2 separate regions of the Homo sapiens genome follow, and region 2 is linked to region 1. Evidence: chromatin contacts called from ENCODE Hi-C or POLR2A ChIA-PET data. All regions are on one chromosome and are shown on one strand. Each heading gives the region's core, a stretch centred on a gene start or an enhancer-like site at or near the end of the contact. The rest is flanking DNA. Distances are from core to core; before and after follow the strand shown.

Region 1 (4,201 bases), core at 775-3,274:
CCAAAGTGCTGGGATTACAGGCGTGAGCCACCACACCTGATGCAGACTAATTCTCACATACAAACAAATGCATTTCACATCTTGACTGTGTGTGTATATGTGTGTTTGTGTATGTATATACACACATATATAACTGAACCAAATTTAAATATAATATCCTTGCTATTTCTGATTTACCTAGTATTTTCTGTTCTATTTAGGAAAATGATTATACTTAATTTTACCACACCCTAATTGGTCTCCACCTACAATGTGAAAAATACTGTCTTAAGTTGCCTCAGATGCTGACTGTCTATAAACAAGTTTCTGGAGTGTCCAATTATTTAGAAAAATAATTATAAGTTTTACAATAAATGCATTGCTACAATGAAAATGAAATGGAAAATACAAAATATTTCGTCTTGTAAAATTAAATTATGGCTTTTTTTGCAGTATGTTTCTATTAGGTGCATACATGTACATACATGTGCATACATATATGCATGAATATTTTTAGATGTTCTGCAAAACTGTTGATTCCGCTGCTCTGTAAGTTTGCACTTTATCACTCCAAAATAACTCCATTAAGATCGCGGCCGAGATCTCGCCACTGCACTCCAGCCTGGGCGACAGAGCGAGACTCCGTCTCAAAAAAAAAAAAAAAAAAGATCGCGGCCGGGCGCGGTTGCTCACGCCTGTAATCCCAGCACTTTGGGAGGCCGAGGTGGGCGGATCACGAGGTCAGGAAATGGAGACCATCCTGGCCAACATGGTGAAACCCTGTCTCTACTAAAAATACAAAAATTAGCTGGGCGTGGTGGTGTGAGCCTGTAGTCCCAGCTACTTGGGAGGCTGAGGCAGGAGAATCGCTTGAACCTGGGAGGCAGAGGTTGCAATGAGCCTAGATAGCGCCACTGCACTCCAACCTGGGCGACAGAGCAAGACTCCGTCTCAAAAAAAAAAAAAAAAAAAAACCGCCTGATCCAGGCCGGGCCTGGTAGCCCACGCCTGTTAATCCCAGCATTTTGGGAGGCTGAGGCTGACGGATCACCTGAGGTTAGGAGTTCCAGACCAGCCTAGCGAAATCCCCTCTCCACTAAAAATACAAAGATTAGATGGACGTGGTGGCACGCGCCTGTAATCCCTGTAATCCCAGCTACCTGGGAGGCTGAGGCAGCAGAATCATTTGAACTGGAAAGGCAGAGGTTGCTGTGAGCCGAGATTGTGCCACTGCATTCCATCCTGGGTGACAGACCCAGACTCCGTCTCAAAAGTAAAAAACAGGCAGGGTGCGGTGGCTTACGCCTGTAATCCCAGCACTTTGGGAGGTTGAGGAGGGCGGATCACGAGGTCAGGAGTTTGAGACTATCCTGGCCAACATGGTGAAACCCTATCTCTACTAAAAATACAAAAATTAGCTGGGCATGGTGGTGCGCGCCTGCAGTCCCAGCTACTCGGGAGGCTGAGGCAGGAGAATCGCTTGAACTCCTGGAGGCGGAGCTTGCAGTGAGCCGGGATCGTGCCACTGCACTCCAGCCTGGAGACAGAGCAAGACTCCGTCTCAAAATAAATAAATAAATAAAGTAAAAAAAAAAAAGGAACACTTGATCCCTGAGAACAAAGTCATCTTCATTTATTTCTCTTTCCAATCACAGGAAAAATAAGTCACAAAACCTTGTACTTTATTACAATGCCACATTGTTCTGTTTTTGAAGTCCTGGAAGAGGTAATAACAGAACCCCGTATCTGAGCCACTTCGCCTAGGTTAGACCCACTCAGCAACTCCCGTGCTGAAGACAGGAGACCGAGCGGCTTGGGCCCCCGGCCAGAATTCTCAAGACGCTCTCGCGAGAGCCTTCCAACCGCCGCGAGCTCTCGTGAACACTAGTTCTCTTCAATCTCAGCACCTCCAAGGGTCAGCACCTCCCCTCCGGCTCCCTCCGCTACCGCGGGCCGGAACTTTTGTCGATAGGAACGGGTTTGCACAGTTGAGTGTTGTCGGCCGGCGTGAAGGAGACTAGGGGGCCATCCTCTTCCTTTCGCCGTCGCCGCCGCGGAGCGGAGTCGAGCCGAGCTGATTTGATCGAGGAGCGCGGTTACCGGACGGGCTGGGTCTATGGTCGCTCCGCGGGCCGCTCCGCCGGCTGGTGCTTTTTTATCAGGGCAAGCTGTGTTCCATGGCAGGGAACTTTTGGCAGAGCTCCCACTAGTAAGCGATCTTCCGTCTTCTCACCTGGGGCCGGTTTTTGGGGGAGCTGTGAGGACGGGGCCTGTGACTCCCCTGGGCCTGGATCCCAGCTCAGTTCCGAGTGCCGGGGTCCTCACGGGAGACCGCAGCGGTCAGAATCAAGATGCGCTTTTCTGAGGCGACTCCCCTCCCCGCCCCCAGCCCCAGTTTCGGGGAGGGAAGGATCTGTGAGGGGGAGGGGTGGGAGAGAGTTTCGTCTCCCGGGAAGGAACGTTTCGGAGTTTAATTTCGGATTCTTGGTTTAGCTAGGCCGCGGGGGGTCGGATAGAGTGGGCACAGGTACGGGAAGTGTGACTCAGCTCAAGACTGTGAGGCTACCTGTTCAGGACAGTTGTGGCGTGCTTTTACCTGGGGTTTCTTCGGGTGATCGGCGTCGTGGTCTTTTGTCATTCACTGTATATCTTGAGTGGATTTAATATTATGAGGAGAGGAGAGAGTCTGGCTTGTTTCTGCCTACTAACCGCTTCTTGCGCGTACTTTATGTCTAGATGGAGTTTTATATTGATAAGGTATAGGGCAGGTGCCCTCTAAATTTATCCATTTCATTAGCCTGTGCTTTATATTTTGTTTTAAAGGCCTATTTTTCCAGTGACTTTGTTTACCTGTTTCTTTAACCTTTTTCATGAATAAGTTCTTGTTTCTGTCAGTGACCATGTGAGAGCTAGAATAATATTAAAAACATTTATCCCTAAATACATTTGTTTAAGCAGGCAGGAAGGTGCGTTATGGGGTAAATTGAACATTTGAGTAGGCTTTCCACTGTATAGTTGAAAGATGAACAGAATTTGACAAGGTATCTTGGTATAATTTTTTATGCTAAGAAAGCATTAGTAAGTAATTTAAATTTCGATTCTGTGAATAGGATCTGTTCCTGATGTTCATTTTTTAGCCCTTTGCAAAGAGAAAAAAAGAAACAATGAACTCAGTAACCTATTTAAGGAAAAGCAGGTTTTCCTCTTGCTATAAAGTGATTCTGTGGAGATGACATGTTAAAGAAGCTTTACCACTGATCATATGTGTGTGTGTGTATATATATGTGTGTGTGTGTATGTATATATATATGTGTGTGTATATATGTTGCATTGTTTTCACACACTGAAATATTGCTTGGGCAAAATTAAAGTATCGAAAGTTTAGGTATTGGAGTTAGAGCTCCTGAAAAAAAAAGTTTAGGTAGTGGAGAAGAGATATTCTGATAAACTCTGAAAGAAGCTGAGAGAATTGACAAGTAGCTGACTGTTGATTTTTCAGTTTTTCAACTTAAAAAAAAAAGATCCTGCCTTATTTTCAATAGTGTTCTCATTATGCTTTCATTTATTCATAGCATTCTAAAAATATGTTTTCACTTTTCAAATATAAAATTATTATAAAGTTAAGTGTACTTCTTTGAAACTATTCTTTTCTCCCAATTCAAATAGTCCTAAAAGAAGGGACCACTTTGCCTTGCTCAAATCCCTTGAGCAGTCATGGAGTTTCTTATCTGGAAAAGGTAACGAGTGTGGAAGACAAGACAATTCTGGAAAAACAAACGAAAAGATTATGAAAGGCCATTGTCTTAGGTGAATTTGGTGAAAGAGGGCAATTGATATTAAATATGCTATATTTCATGCTTCTAAGATGCACGTTTTCACACTTTAACATCTTTGAAATCAGCATGGCAGTTGCTTTCATAGCATATGAAATAATGATGAATCCTAGATGTAATCTTAAATTTGATGAAATGCAGTATTTATAAAGTTTTTTAGTTTATTCTCCATACAGAGTTCTGTGAGGAAAACTCATAAAATGTTTGTGAAATTTATCTTTTTAAAAACATAAAATGACTCTGTGGGGATGAAATTAATTAGCAAACCACAGTGTAGTTGAGGTAGAACAAAACACAGTCTGTGACCAAAATGAACTAGAAGGGCACTAAGTATTTGCTGGTTAATTGAATGCATTAATGAACAAGTAACAAAAATAAAAACTACAAAA
Region 2 (4,250 bases), core at 683-3,182, 8.7 Mb before region 1:
ACTGGGATTACAGGCGCAAGCCACCGCACCCGGCCAAGTAATTTCTTTTTATTCCAGTGTTTCTTAGTGTTATTAAGAATGGTTGCTGTTGGCCGGGCACGGTGGCTCACTTCTGTACTCCCAGCACTTTGGGAGGCTGAGGCGAGCGGATCAGCTGAGGTTAGGAGTTCGAGACCAGCCCGGCCAATAAGGCAAAACCCCGTTTCTACTGAAAATACACAAAAATTAGCTGGGTGTCATGGCGCACGCCTGTAATCCCAGCTACTCGGGAGGCTGAGGCAGGAGAATCGCTTGAATCCGAAAGGTGGAGATTGCAGTAAGACAAGATGCGCCACTGCACTCCAGCCTGAACGACACAGCGAGACTCCGTCTCAAAAAAAAAAAAAAAAAAAAAAAAAAAAAAAAAGCAAGAAAGAAAAGAAATTTGCAGTTCAAGGGACAGATCAGTCCAAGCACGGTGGTTCATACCTGTCATCTCAGCACATATGGGAGGCCACGGCGGGAGGATCACTTTGATGCTGGGAGTTGGAGACCAGCCTGGGAATCACAGTGAGATCCCGTCTCCACAAATAATTACTAATAATTTAAAATCTAAAGAAAAGGGGGGCGGGGAAGATCAGGTTATTTAAAGTAATTATAGTGTTAAACTTGACATATTAAAAAATGCAGAAATAGTTGTGAGGGATAACTCTCTGGGCAGAGATAGAAATGTATCGTATCTCAACATTTAAAATCTGCATTTCCCATTGGACCATAAGAGATGAACTAGGACCTAATTAATTGGGTTTTCTCCCCGTTTCTTTCTTTCTTTTTTTTGAGACAAAGTCTCACTCTATTACCCAGGCTGGAGTGCAATGGCAGATCTCAGCTCACTGCAACCTCTGCCTCCCGGGTTCAAGCGATTCTCCTGCCTCAGCCTCCAGAGTAGCTGGGATTACAGGCGCGCACCACCACGCCCAGCTAATTTTGCATTTTTAAGTAGAGATGGGGTTTCACCATGTGGGCAAGGCTAGTATCGAACTCCTGACCTCGTGATCCGCCCGCCTCGGCCTCCCAAAGTGCTGGGATTACAGGCATAAGCCACCGTGCCCGGCCTTCCTCCCCGTTTCTTAAAAAGGCTCATGTGAGTTGCATTTCCAGTCCTGTAGAGGTACGTTTAATACTTTTCAAAAAAAAAAAAAACTTATCAGGACTTCGTGAGAAACGAAAGTGGACACCCAAAGCAGCTTGCAGCCGGTCTACTGTTACTTTGTTTTAGCGGACCGACCTGTCTCCAAAATCGATTTGACCATAATGCTAGGATTTAACTAGGGCTTTAGTTTTTATTTCACTCCCCCACTTTACTGGTTTCAACCTATCAATCCAGACGCGTGTCTGGTGCAACGCTCGGGTTTATGGCAAAATCATCTCAGGCATTTGCTTAACCTTCTCCAGAAAGGCATTTTCAGGGGTTCACAGTGAGACGGTGCACAGGTTGGCACAGAGTTAGTAGGGGCAGTTTTGTTTCGATTTGCGGGCAAATCTCTAAGATCTCTCCGTTTAACTTTCGCCCGCAATTCCCAAAGCCGCTAAAGCCGTTTCCGGCGCTCTACCCCGCCGCAGGCCGAGGCTGGCGCAGAGAGACAGGAAGCGCCAGCTCTGGGCGTCTGGGTCCTCGCCTCCTCGGCCGCAGCCCCGCGGCGGCGCGCTCGCGGTGCATTGTGGGCGCTGTAGTCCGGCCGGAACCTGTTTGCGACCCCGAGTCCCATGACACCGCTTCTCCTCACACCCCAGTCCGCAGTGCCCCTCCCCAGCCTCGGCCGGGCCTCCCGGGAGCCGGGCGTGGCGTTCCAGCTAGTGAGCCGTTTCTCCCCTGGGCTCGGAGGCGGAAGCTTGAGGGGCGCGGGGAGGAGCTTCGCGTGCGGGGTGAACGCCCGCTCTACGTGCTCGTTCTCTTCGCGACCGCTGCGCGCGAGCCCCGTGTCCCCACGGCGGGCAGCAGCGGCGGCGGCGGCGGCTGAACGCGGAGGGGGCGGAGGGAGCCCGCGGCGGCGGCAGCAGCTACAGCGAAATGGCGGAGACCGTGGCTGACACCCGGCGGCTGATCACCAAGCCGCAGAACCTGAATGACGCCTACGGACCCCCCAGCAACTTCCTCGAGATCGATGTGAGCAACCCGCAAACGGTGGGGGTCGGCCGGGGCCGCTTCACCACTTACGAAATCAGGGTCAAGGTGAGGCCGTCTCTCCCCTCTCCCAAGAAACCCCTCCCGCTGGCTCTGGTCACCCCCACTCGACCCGGGAGTGGACCCCCGCGGGCAGCCACAGCCTCCCAGGCCGGGAGCCCCCTTGCAGAGGCGGGCCGGGGTCGTGAGCCAGGGCCCCTCTTCCTGTAGGGCTGGTGTGGGGGGCTGCAGAGCGAGCCCGGCGCGCTGGCACTTGGAGAAGGTGCTCGAAGAGGAGGGCGTGGGTTGAGCGCCGCTTGCCCCTCCAGCAGCTGATCAGGGAATGACATTTGAGTTGGAAAGGGGTAGATCTTTCGAGAACACATCCCTTCGCTGGGAAGGGAAAGAGATGTTGACAGAGAAAAGGGGCTTGCGCAAAGTTAAAGCCTTTTCCCAGTTTTCTCTTCCTGGAGACTTCCCAGAGGTAGCAAGCCAACCCGGCTGCTCCAGGCCCTTCCCGAGCTGCTAAAGTAACCTGGGTTGTGCAGTCTTCTGAACGGGACTTAATGAAAGTTCACAGAAGCCTGACAATTTTTGATAGGGCTGAGCCAGACCAGAAGGGTGATTGGACATGGTTGACTTCAGCATTTTGGGCCACCGCCCTGCCAAAGGCTGAGGTGTGGTGTCACCTACCTCATAATCCAGAACTACAGTTGCTTTAAGAAAAGACTAGGGATCTTGCTCTCTTAATTCGAGATTTGCACTTAATTGAATAAAGAAATCAACAGAAATAAAATATACCTAATTTCATAACTAGTATTTGTTGGCAATAATTTAGATGATTTGAAAGATGTTAATTGAAAATAGTGCTTCACTTTCACTCTATAATTCAGGATTAAAGAATTTGCCCATGTATGGAAGCATCTTTAAAAATTAATTACATTAATTTAAAGATGACAGCAAATTATTAAAAGTTAAGTGTAAAGCGATTTTTCCTTTAATCAAAATTTATATGACAAGCTACTATTAACATTTAAGTGAAAAAATTCTCATTAACTTACACACTTTGTGTCGTGAAAAACACAAAAATCAAATTTACCATCCTAACCATTTTTAAGTGTACATACAGCTCAGTAGTATATTCACATTGTTGTGAAACTTAAGTATTTTTAAAAAATGATTCTTACGTAGTTAGCATTGATTTTAAAAAGTTAATCAAACTTTAAGATATGAAACGAATAGTTTAATGTTTCAAGCCACTGTTGTCTTCTTATGGATGTGTAAAATGTGGATCATAGGCCGGGCGCGGTGGCTCATGCCTGTAATCCCAGCACTTTGGGAGGCCGAGCTGGGCGGATCACCGAGGTCAGGAGTTCGACACCAGCCTGACCAGCATGGAGAAACCCCATCTCTACTAGAAATACAAAATTAGCCGGGTGTGGTGGCGCATGCCTGTAATCCCAGCTACTCGGGAGGCTGAGGCCGGAGAATCTCTTGAACTGGGGAGGCAGAGGTTGCCGTGAGCCTAGATCGGGCCATTGCACTCCAGCCTGGGCAACAAGAGCAAAATCCCTTCTCTAAATAAATAAATAAAAATTGAATCATAGGATATGTTGTCATAGGGAAACTGCAAAATCCAGACTTCAGTACACCTGGGGAACTACATTCATACATAAACCTAGTGGAAAAGTGAATGTTTTTCTAATTGTCTGTAATACATGACAGATGGTTCACTAAAAAGAACTTCCTCTTTTGCCCTATTCACTAGTATTTTCTTTTTTTTTCTTTCTTGTGCTAAAACAGAACTTGGTATTCTTGTTTCTATACTTCCATAGCAGGTACTTCCTGTCACAAAACTGAATTGGAATCTCCTGCCTACACTTCCTCCACTTACTTTGAGTTTATCTTGCTGAATGCATTATATTAAATGGGTTCTAGTATAATAATTTAATCCTCTTTTTTTTTTAATACACCTAATACCTTAGCAAATAGCTGATGTGACACTTAAAAATGGTTTCTGGGCCTGGCGCAGTGGCTCATGCCTCTAGTCCCAGCACTTTGGGAGGCTGAGGCAGGTGGATCCCTTGAGCTCAGAAGTTTGAGACCA

What was found. A loop is a pair of places that touch in the nucleus more often than their neighbours do. ChIA-PET counts read pairs that join two places held with the same protein, here RNA polymerase II (POLR2A). Pooled maps may share reads with other maps.
Region 2: a loop to region 1 is called in a map of naive thymus-derived CD4-positive, alpha-beta T cell, with 11 times the contacts of the local background. The contact joins the promoter of SNX3 here to the promoter of CCNC in region 1. A Hi-C loop is called at or near these places in 1 of 168 maps with a recorded cell type or tissue (naive thymus-derived CD4-positive, alpha-beta T cell) and 6 of 50 pooled maps. POLR2A ChIA-PET finds 5 or more read pairs at or near these places in 1 of 52 experiments (WTC11).

What each region holds. Positions count from the first base shown.
Region 1 is chr6:99,566,483-99,570,683 of GRCh38, reverse strand. It overlaps CCNC (cyclin C), which reads left to right and starts at 2,024. Exons shown (of 12, transcript NM_005190.4): 1 at 2,024-2,188. The coding sequence starts at 2,157. It also overlaps the pseudogene TSTD3. RefSeq lists enhancers at 1,667-1,716, 1,837-2,126, 2,247-2,326.
Region 2 is chr6:108,258,722-108,262,971 of GRCh38, reverse strand. SNX3 (sorting nexin 3) reads left to right here and starts at 1,932. Exons shown (of 4, transcript NM_003795.6): 1 at 1,932-2,212. The coding sequence starts at 2,051. RefSeq lists an enhancer at 912-1,747 and silencers at 1,875-2,134, 2,245-2,354.